Linked DNA regions of Mus musculus: all the other regions are linked to region 1. The links are chromatin contacts, found by Hi-C or POLR2A ChIA-PET in ENCODE. All regions are on one chromosome and are shown on one strand. Each heading gives the region's core, a stretch centred on a gene start or an enhancer-like site at or near the end of the contact. The rest is flanking DNA. Distances are from core to core; before and after follow the strand shown.

What was found. Hi-C counts contacts between places; a loop is a spot of excess contacts on that map. ChIA-PET counts read pairs that join two places held with the same protein, here RNA polymerase II (POLR2A).
Region 2: a map of v-Abl transformed pro-B cells shows a loop between it and region 1 (6-fold over the local background). The contact joins the promoter of 4930486F22Rik here to the promoter of Timp3 in region 1. A Hi-C loop is called at or near these places in 4 of 37 maps with a recorded cell type or tissue (Patski, left cerebral cortex and v-Abl transformed pro-B cells). POLR2A ChIA-PET finds 5 or more read pairs at or near these places in 1 of 5 experiments (Patski).
Region 3: a map of CH12.LX shows a loop between it and region 1 (2.4-fold over the local background). The contact joins the enhancer-like site here to the promoter of Timp3 in region 1. A Hi-C loop is called at or near these places in 28 of 37 maps with a recorded cell type or tissue (CH12.LX, T-helper 1 cell, T-helper 17 cell and 8 more). POLR2A ChIA-PET finds 5 or more read pairs at or near these places in 1 of 5 experiments (Patski).

Annotation. Positions count from the first base shown.
Region 1 is chr10:86,299,124-86,301,982 of GRCm38, forward strand. It overlaps Timp3 (tissue inhibitor of metalloproteinase 3), which reads left to right and starts at 1,289. Exons shown (of 5, transcript NM_011595.2): 1 at 1,289-1,851. The coding sequence starts at 1,731. The region is part of intron 6 of Syn3 (synapsin III); the gene reads right to left.
Region 2 is chr10:86,094,476-86,097,615 of GRCm38, forward strand. It overlaps 4930486F22Rik (RIKEN cDNA 4930486F22 gene), which reads left to right and starts at 1,379. Exons shown (of 3, transcript NR_038024.1): 1 at 1,379-1,410. The region is part of intron 7 of Syn3 (synapsin III); the gene reads right to left.
Region 3 is chr10:86,048,462-86,051,787 of GRCm38, forward strand. It overlaps Syn3 (synapsin III), which reads right to left. Exons shown (of 14, transcript NM_013722.3): 14 at 285-3,326. It also overlaps a transcript of Fbxo7 not described here. Among named protein-coding and RNA genes, the nearest start is that of Gm24430, 11 kb to the left of the region's middle. Within about 2 kb of position 1,331, at least 1 of the 3 ENCODE cell types and tissues checked has a DNase peak (open chromatin) inside an H3K27ac peak, as active enhancers do; it is left cerebral cortex, where a contact is called at or near this core.

The sequences.
Region 1 (2,859 bases), core at 39-2,538:
TCTGCAGCTAAAACACAGGTCTCCTTCAAAACCAGGTAGGAGAGAGGGGAGAGAGATTACTCTAAAAGAGTACTATCGGTCAAAGGGATGCTGAGTCAGGGATGTACATCCCTTTTGGTAAGAAGAGCCAGCTAGAGAGTGTGGTGGGAGCATCCCTTTCTGGGCCTGCTTCTTCAGCTGGAAGGTACACAGGACACCTGTTCTCACTTTCCCCAACTAGAAGGAATATGTGAACACAACGAGATGGAGTATGGAATCCTGCTTTTAAAAAGAGAGCATAGGCCAGGTATGACGCTGCACATCTGTAACTCTAACAGAAGCCTGACTCAGGAAGATCTTGAGTTCAAGGTCAGCCTGGGCTACATAGTAAGACTATGTCTCAAAAAACAGCATGAGCACACACACACACACACACACCCCAATTAAGATGTTATTTAAAATGGGTTGGTAATAATGTTACCAATATTGCTCTATAGGTGGTTTTCTCTAAGAACTGGTTTTATTCCACGTACTGATTGCTTTACCTCAAATGTTCCTTGCAGAAGGAAGGATTGCTGTCTGCCACCAGGGAGACCAGCTATCATACTCCCCCTTTCCCTATATTCTTTCCTTCAAAGAAGACCCAGGCCTTTGTGATTGATGTTCTTCTGGCATGATGTCACATCTTTTACTGTCCCACAGAAAACAACGCCCTCTTAGTCATTCTAACCTAGGTCTCCAACTATTCTAGTTTCCTCATCATACTAGCACAATCGCCCTGGTTGCAAGGGCTTGCTTGACGTCCAGAACAGGGTCTGTTGAATAATTCCACAGATCCATTTACCCCCAATGGCAATTACCACAGCCATCCCACAAAGGCAGAGGTGTGTGTGTGTGTGTGTGTGTGTGTGTGTGTGTGTGTGTGTGTGTTGGGGGTGGGAGGTGAGGGAAGCTGATGTCCAGCGGTTTCCTCTTACTCCCTGCTCTCTCTAGGAAAGATAAGAAGGTGAAAATTTCTTTGAGGCTTCCTTCTTGACTTTTTCCAGGAGGCGTGATCAAGGACTTCAGGGTGCGGGCCACCTGGGGCCCTTGGAAGAGATTATGCAGGAAGGCTGGGTGGCTGGGACTGAATCCTTGTTTAGGTCCAAGGCTCATAGAGAGGCGGTGGGCGTAGGGCGAAGGGGCCGTGGGACGCCGCTGTAGCGCACACCGGCCCAGGACGCGCCCAGCCCACCCACTCGCGTGCCCACAACTGCATTATTCCCTATAAGGATCTGAACGGTCCGGGCCGGCTCCGCCCTGTCGCCCCGCGCCCCCCGGCCCCGCCCCCTTTTTGGAGGGCCGATGAGGTAATGCGGCGCTGCCATTGGTCGGAGGGGGCGGACCCCGAGCTCCCGAGGGGCTGGGTCCCCTCGCGCCCCTATATCACTCTGCAGCCCTGGACTCTCGCTCACAGTGGGCAGCGGGCAGCCGCCAGCGCCAAGAATCTTCTTCTCCCGCTTCTCCGCTTCCCGATCCTTCTCCGGGAGGCCACTCGTTGGCTCCGCGGACTCGTGTTCCAGCGACCCTTGGCCACTTAGTCCTGTCCCGCCGGGCTACTTGGAAGGCACTTCCCCGGAGCTCATCGTTGCCCACCGTGCACAGTGCCCGGTTAAACCCAGCGAGTGAGCTCGGACTGTAGCATCAGCGCTAGCGCTCGGCAACTTTGAAGAAAAGAGCGGCAGTCCCCGCAGCGGACCACAACAGCTACCATGACTCCCTGGCTTGGGCTTGTCGTGCTCCTGAGCTGCTGGAGCCTTGGGCACTGGGGCGCGGAAGCGTGCACATGCTCTCCCAGCCATCCCCAGGATGCCTTCTGCAACTCCGACATCGGTAAGTGCTCCGGAAGACTCAGTTTCCCTGGGCGGGGACTCTGTGTGGGGAGATGCCCTGCAGAGGGAACCCAACCAGTGGCCTAGTGGTCTCTGGCGGGCGAGCGTGAACGAGGTCCTGCTTGATATCTAGAAAAATTTCCCCATTGCCTTGAAGGGAAAAGAGCTGGAGAAGGAGGGTGAGAGATTCTGAAAAGTTGGAACGCTAACTGAAGTTCTGGGACCTCGACGACACTTTACAAGTTGTAGTCTGTGCGGGTGGAGTTGCGAGAGAGAAAACTCCTAGCTTCAAAGATTGCTTATCTCCCGCGCCCTTGAACTTCATTCTTTTCCTTGAGAAACTCAGCCTAGCTGCAGGCTCTCCCGGCAAGTGCTAATGGAGCTTCTTGCCTGCCAAGTTTGGGTGGCTGGAAAAGGGGGGAGGGGGAGATGAAAAAAAAACGGGGAGGGGGGGGGCGGAAACTGTGGGATTGCCCTCCTCCCTGGGAGAACTGCATCAGAGTGTTGATAGCTGGCCTGAGGTGACTGTGGGGGAATCACTTATCATAGAGCTGTGAAAATTCACAGGAAGATATATTTTTTCTTCCCCCGGAATGTTTGTGAGGAGGGAGAGAGTGAGTATCATCGGAGAAAGCAGATTTGTCACCAAAAGAGCAAAGCTGCCAAAGGTCTCATCGCTTGTGGTGATGGTCTCAAAGAGACTGTGCTGATTAGAGGGACTTGATAAGAAGTAGAACCCACTATCCAGAGGAGTGTTGGGGACATTAGTGTTTGGAGGGCTCCAGGGGAAGTGGAAGCTGGCTACTCTCTTCTCCAGCTCCTTAAAGCTCTCAGGTCCAATGTGTGTTTGCTGGGCAGGGGTGGGACAAGAGGCTGCCCTTAGCCAGTGTGGAGTCAGTAAAGAATGGAGTGTGTGTGTTTTAAGTATGGTCATAAAGGAGATGGAAAATTTCCACTGGGTCTTGAGTGAGGGATTCTACTCTGCAAGTGTGTTGTGTTGAGAGGGGGG
Region 2 (3,140 bases), core at 129-2,628, 200 kb before region 1:
CAAGAAACATTTGCTGAAGAGCCAGTGAAGGGGCTATTAGTGGAGACTGCGGGGTACAGGGGTGTGCAGGTACTGAGACCTGCATACCTCCACATCTAATCCATCTTCCCTTTGAGATGAATGCAGAAATGGGGTTCAGACCTTCCCCAGAAGCATGGTGCTTGAGCACACTTGAAGCTCACCGCATTGTTTCAGACCATTCAAAAACTTTATAGCAAGTGTTGGCCAGCTGCTCACTTTAGTCCAGTAAATTCCCATCATGTCTCCCTGGAAGACCAGGCTTAGGGAATGTTTCTTCCTGCTATGGCCAAAGCACACACTTTTTTTTTTTAAAATAAAGATAAACCCATAAGGTAGTTTACTGACCAGGGTTATTGGCCAACCAGCTAAAAGCTGAAGGACATTGACCAATAATGATGCCCAGTTCTGGGCAGTCATTCTATGGTCTTAACTTTTTGGCAAGGGGAGCTGGCAGGCCATTGGCAAACAGGCTACTCCTTGTTTGAGATAACAGAAGCATAATCATGGCCTACAAATGGAGACTTGTTTTCCTGTTTCTGTACCAGAGAGGCAGGCATCCAGCTCATTTCAAAGCCACAGCAGCATGCTAAGAAACTAGCTACATGGGGGGTCAGGCTTCCTGCTTACCTCCTAGGAAGGTTTTTTTTTTTCCATTTTTTATTAGGTATTTAGCTCATTTACATTTCCAATGCTATACCAAAAGTCCCCCATACCCACCCACCCCCACTCCCCTACCCACCCACTCCCCCTTTTTGGCCCTGGCATTCCCCTGTACTGGGGCATATAAAGTTTGCGTGTCCAATGGGCCTCTCTTTCCAGTGATGGCCGACTAGGCCATATTTTGATACATATGCAGCTAGAGTCAAGAGCTCCGGGGTACTGGTTAGTTCATAATGTTGTTCCACCTATAGGGTTGCAGATCCCTTTAGCTCCTTGGGTTCTTTCTCTAGCTCCTCCATTGGGAGCCCTGTGATCCATCCATTAGCTGACTGTGAGCATCCACTTCTGTGTTTGCTAGGCCCCGGCATAGTCTCACAAGAGACAGCTACATCTGGGTCCTTTCGATAAAATCTTGCTAGTGTATGCAATGGTGTCAGCGTTTGGATGCTGATTACGGGGTGGATCCCTGGATATGGCAGTCTCTACATGGTCCATCCTTTCATCTCAGCTCCAAACTTTGTCTCTGTAACTCCTTCCATGGGTGTTTTGTTCCCAATTCTAAGGAGGGGTATAGTGTCCACACTTCAGTCTTCACTCTTGCAGCAACTACACTTACAAAGCAGGAGTATGAACAGATTCTGGGGACCGGGGAGATGGTTCAGTCCAAAACTGCCTACTGCGCATGCCCAAGGACCTGAGTTCAACCGTCAGCGTCTATACAAAAGCCAGGTATGGTGGCACACACTTGTAATCCCAGAGCTGGGCGGGCAGATCCTTGTGTCTTTGCCCAATCAGCAAGTCCTAAGTCCCAGTGAGAGACCCTGTCTCTAAAATCAGGGAGGATGGCTCCAGAGGTTGTCCCCTGCCCTCCACATGCATGTGTACCTGCACACACCCGCTAGGCACAAGCTCCCCCCCCCCTCCCCCCGCCAGGAACAGGTTCTGAGTAACATTACTGTCAGGCCACACCCATGCTTTAGCTCAGCATCAGCCCTGGAGTCCTTCACCCAAAGCTTAGAGGAGATACACAGAAGTTACGAAAGCCCTAAGCTCGCGGCTCCCAAACTTTCTGGGTTTGTGTTGCCTCATTTAGGGGTTTATTTTAAAAAAAAATTCTTACGCCAAGATACCAGTTTTATTTATGAAGAGATTAAAGCTTAACAATTATTTACATCCTGATAAACTTGTTAAGTGTTCCAAGAATTCGCAATGAATATAATATTTCATGACGAAAGAACTTACAATTACTAATAGGGTGTGTAAATTTGTTGGATACTGAAGGAAACTCCCAAACCACGAGGCACCATCTCTCATTCCTTGCACCTCACTGAGCTTTTCACAGGGCACTTTTATTTAAAACACAGCCTCCACACATCCCCACCAACTGAAGATACAGTGCATTGGAAGGCACTCAGGATCCAGCCTAGGTGCCCTGAGCTTCACGGCTAGTCATTTGCACAGTGACCACTCATGGCTGGGAACTGGTGTGCTTTCTTTGAAAGCTCAGAATGGGCTGCGATGCCTCTAGTGCTCCAGGCTGCCTTGATGCAGTATGGGAAGTGTGACTTTATGTGATTGTTTTCCAGGTTCTTCCCAAGCCACAAGTAGCAGAAATCTTTGGAGGAGTGTCCCTGGAGGGAGGAACTAGCCAGTGGGCTAGATGATACTTCAAACCAGATCACACTTAAGGGAATTGAAAGACCAACCCTCCCCACTTTTATTCTGAAAGAGTCTTGCTTGCTATATAGCCTAGGCACAGACTATTGGGTCTCATACTTAGCTTCTGAGGGCTGCGATTACAGAGATGGGCCACTGATATTACTCTTCAGAGCATAATATAAGCTCTTTTCAAGACAAAGACACCAGAACCATGGTGTTGGTGTGTGTGTGTGTGTGTGTGTGTGTGTAAATAAAACTGGTTAGTGAGAGTAAGCTCACTATTTAGACTAATCCTTAAGCATATCTGAAACACACACACACACACACACACACACACACACACACACACACACACACACACATACACACACACACACACTTCCCAAATATGCATTAGAAGTATTTAGAGAGTTGGCATGACAGGGAATTGAAAGACCAACCCTCCCCACTTTTATTCTGAAAGAGTCTTGCTTGCTATATAGCCTAGGCACAGACTATTGGGTCTCATACTTAGCTTCTGAGGGCTGCGATTACAGAGATGGGCCACTGATATTACTCTTCAGAGCATAATATAAGCTCTTTTCAAGACAAAGACACCAGAACCATGGTGTTGGTGTGTGTGTGTGTGTGTGTGTGTGTGTAAATAAAACTGGTTAGTGAGAGTAAGCTCACTATTTAGACTAATCCTTAAGCATATCTGAAACACACACACACACACACACACACACACACACACACACACACACACACACATACACACACACACACACTTCCCAAATATGCATTAGAAGTATTTAGAG
Region 3 (3,326 bases), core at 81-2,580, 250 kb before region 1:
GTGCTCAGTCGGGTGAAAGCTCAACTTACAGCATGATACAAGTGGAACTAGTGCGCTCGAACTCAGTGAGCCCAACCCTTTCCTTAGCAGCTTTCTGGGTTCTGTGAGGAACTTCAAGGGTTCCGAAGACCACTGGGTTGGTACAGACACATTACCACCTAAGCTTCCCCCTTGTGTTTTGGTATCAGAGACAGTCTTAACAGCAGCGTCCTTTATGTGCTGTCAGGTGAGGCACTTGTTCAGGACAGCCCCCTCTTGCTGGGAGATTGTTATGATTTTCGGACTTAAAATACTCAAAATTCAACATTTATTTATTCTACAACAAGAAAAAGCCCAAACACTTAATACAAATAACTATAGGAACATGCTATAGTGACACATTTAAATTGGAACTGCTGCACAGGAATAAAATGCTATTAGCATCTGCAGAAAATAGGAATAGTGCCAATGTCTTCCTGTTTTTAAAAACCTGTTTGCATATTAGGAAATGGCTTGGAATATGTGCTGCAGGGATATTTTGAGTCCTGTATGCAAGTGAGACTTTGCTACATGTGTTTTGAGTCTTTGCATCACAGTGAAGAAAATTGTTTGATATTCTAGAGGCCAGAGGTGATGTGACCTTTAACATTATGTTTCTATGATCTACAGGACAGTCTTAATGTCCACTGAATGCTTTAGGCTTCATTTAAGTGTGGCTAAAGGGGTCACCCTGAAGTTTTGATTGATCTAGAGTCTATTTCAGAACATGCTTTTGTGGATGAATGTTAGGTTGCCCCATGTAGTATGTGTGTATGTGTACATGTGTGTTTGTGTGTGTGTGTGTGTGGCTGAATGTTAGCATGGGAAGCAGTGATGACCAGAGCACCAAATACAAGTTTTCAGAATATAAGTCATTTCCAAATGGGCCCTGGGAGGTCCTGATGGTGCTGGTGTCAGTCTCACTAGGCGTAACTGGCAGATGTTGCAAGTCTCCAGTTTAAGATTATTGGCAGAGTGCTCTAAACCTAAACTTAGGTACCACTCAAAAATTTTTATTAAGAGTCCTCAAAACTTTCCCCTTGACTAGCAGTTAATTTTATATTGAGAAGCTTTGAACGTCTCGCACACATCCTTGTCATTGGGCTTTGGAGCTTTACGTATTGCTGATACTGAGTGAGATCTTGGCTTGGCAGTAGCTTGTTCACTGCATGGCTTTGTTGATGTCATCTCCATGCACTGTAATGGGAGCAGGACAGCCTAGAAGCCCATGGCAAGCGCTTGAGAATGGTGCAGCCCCGGCGCATTGACTTGTAGTAGCCTCACATCTTTCTCGGCCCCTAAGTTCTCCAGTAGTCACTTTTAGTAATAGGATCTGAGTCTCCTTCCCTTAGCACTGTAAGTGGAAAATGCCCATTTGTCATGGCTGGTAATAATTCAGTCTTGGGAAGAGCCCTTTCCAACTTGTGGCTCCCTGTGTAAAAATCCTGAATTCTGTAGCTCTTTTTTCCTAGTTCCTCTCAGTTGCTGAGGCCATACATATCTCTGTAATTCTTACCTGGCAGAGTCGGATAGTCCTTCTCCTTCTTCTGTTCAGAGTTGTTCCAAGGTCTGTTTTCTTCCTATCTGCCTATTTGAGCCTTGGAGAAGAGCTAGACAGGTCCTCTGCTGTGCTCTAGTGCTGGTGGTGTTTTGTAAACTCTTGCATGGATAAGGGTATTGCAGTATGCTAGGCAAGTCTCTATCTCTCTTTATGTTACCAGGGTTGAGGTTCTAAGTGCTCACTGCCCTGCCCGGCTTTTCAGCATGGCTCCTGAGAATCAAATGCAGGTCCTTGTGCTTGTACTGCAAACACCGACCGATCTATCGAGACCCTAAAGATTTGATTTGATATGACTTCTTTTTTTCTCTATTGGAAATCCCATGTGAGTTGTTAACTCTTATTTTTCTGATATTCCAAAGTAAAATGAAGTGTTGGGTATGAAAAGTGTTTAACTTCTCAAGACTTGATGACCACCTCTGGGTGTTTTTGCTTTCTTCTCTAGATCTACCAGTTAGATCTGCATATGAAGCCTGGGTGTGCATGTTTATCAATCTGGGCTCATGCTTTGTGGGAACACAAAAGAGGTTCTGTGTCTTTTATGCTCCTAAATAGACCAGTTTGGCTTGCTTGCCACCCAGCCTTCCCATTTGTCTTCAATCAAGCCCAAAGTGCCTCCTCCTATTAAAGTCTAAACATTAAACAGTTTAATCAGCTACTGTGGTTTAGGACAGCATCTGCCACCAGGTTAATTCTATCAGCTGACTTGGCTCTGGGATAAGAAGCCTAGAGATACATGTGCAAGCTCTCTTGAAGGGAATGGACTGGTCCTGGTGATAGTTATGTTACCCCTTGTCCATACTTGCAAGGCTGGCTTAACCAGTGCCTGCGACTAACCTGCAGTCGTTCACCACTTCTGAAGACACTAAATGAACCACCAAGCTGTTTTATGAGGCTGAACAAAGCAGAAGAGAAGGGCCTGCTGTTGGGAGCTGGTCCTCACGCAAGGCCCTGGGGCCTTGTTTACAAAGCCGCGCTACATTTGATCAGTAGAGTCTGTGAGGCTCTCTTGTAGAAGTCCGCTTCCTTTTCTGGGTCTAGTAGTGGTTTTGTTTTGTTGTTTGTTTGTTTTTTTCTATTTTCTCTTTTTACTCATATTTCTGTTTAATTCCAGGTGAGTTTCTCAACTTAAGAAACCATCCATTTTCCATTCTTAATCTGTCACATACATGTCATTATTTTCCTAATTTTCTAGGAGAGTAACCTAAAGAGAATCCTGAGTACCTAACGGGCACTGAGCAGCTGCTCCAAGCTCCTGTGCCAGCCCCCAGGTGCCCAGCCAGCTCGATCCCCTGGTGCTGCTGTGCCAGCCCCCAGGTGCCCAGCCAGCCTGCTCTCCTGGTGCTGCTGTGCCAGCCCCCAGGTGCCCAGCCAGCTCGCCCCCTGGTGCTGGATAGTCACATGAGAACTTCCTGGAGGCAGTGGCGATTCCCTTGCATGGAGTTTTCAGTTGATTTTCCTTTAAAGTTATACTGAAGAACTGCCACACCTGATACTTGAGGAATAGACCAAGTGCATGCTAGAGTGGACGCAGCAGCCCAGAAGCATTGGGGAAAGAGAAATGGTGTGGGTATTCTGTGCCTTGAAAGTTGATTCGCCACCAGCCAAAGTCCAAGCAGCATCATCTAATCATGGGACAGGTCTGGAGGAAGTGTGCTGTGGCGGCCTTGAGGTGTCTTTTGGGGTCGTGTTTGGAAGTCCTTGGTCATTGTGTACAAATTGAATAGGTCTTTGTTGTGTCTCGGCTTCA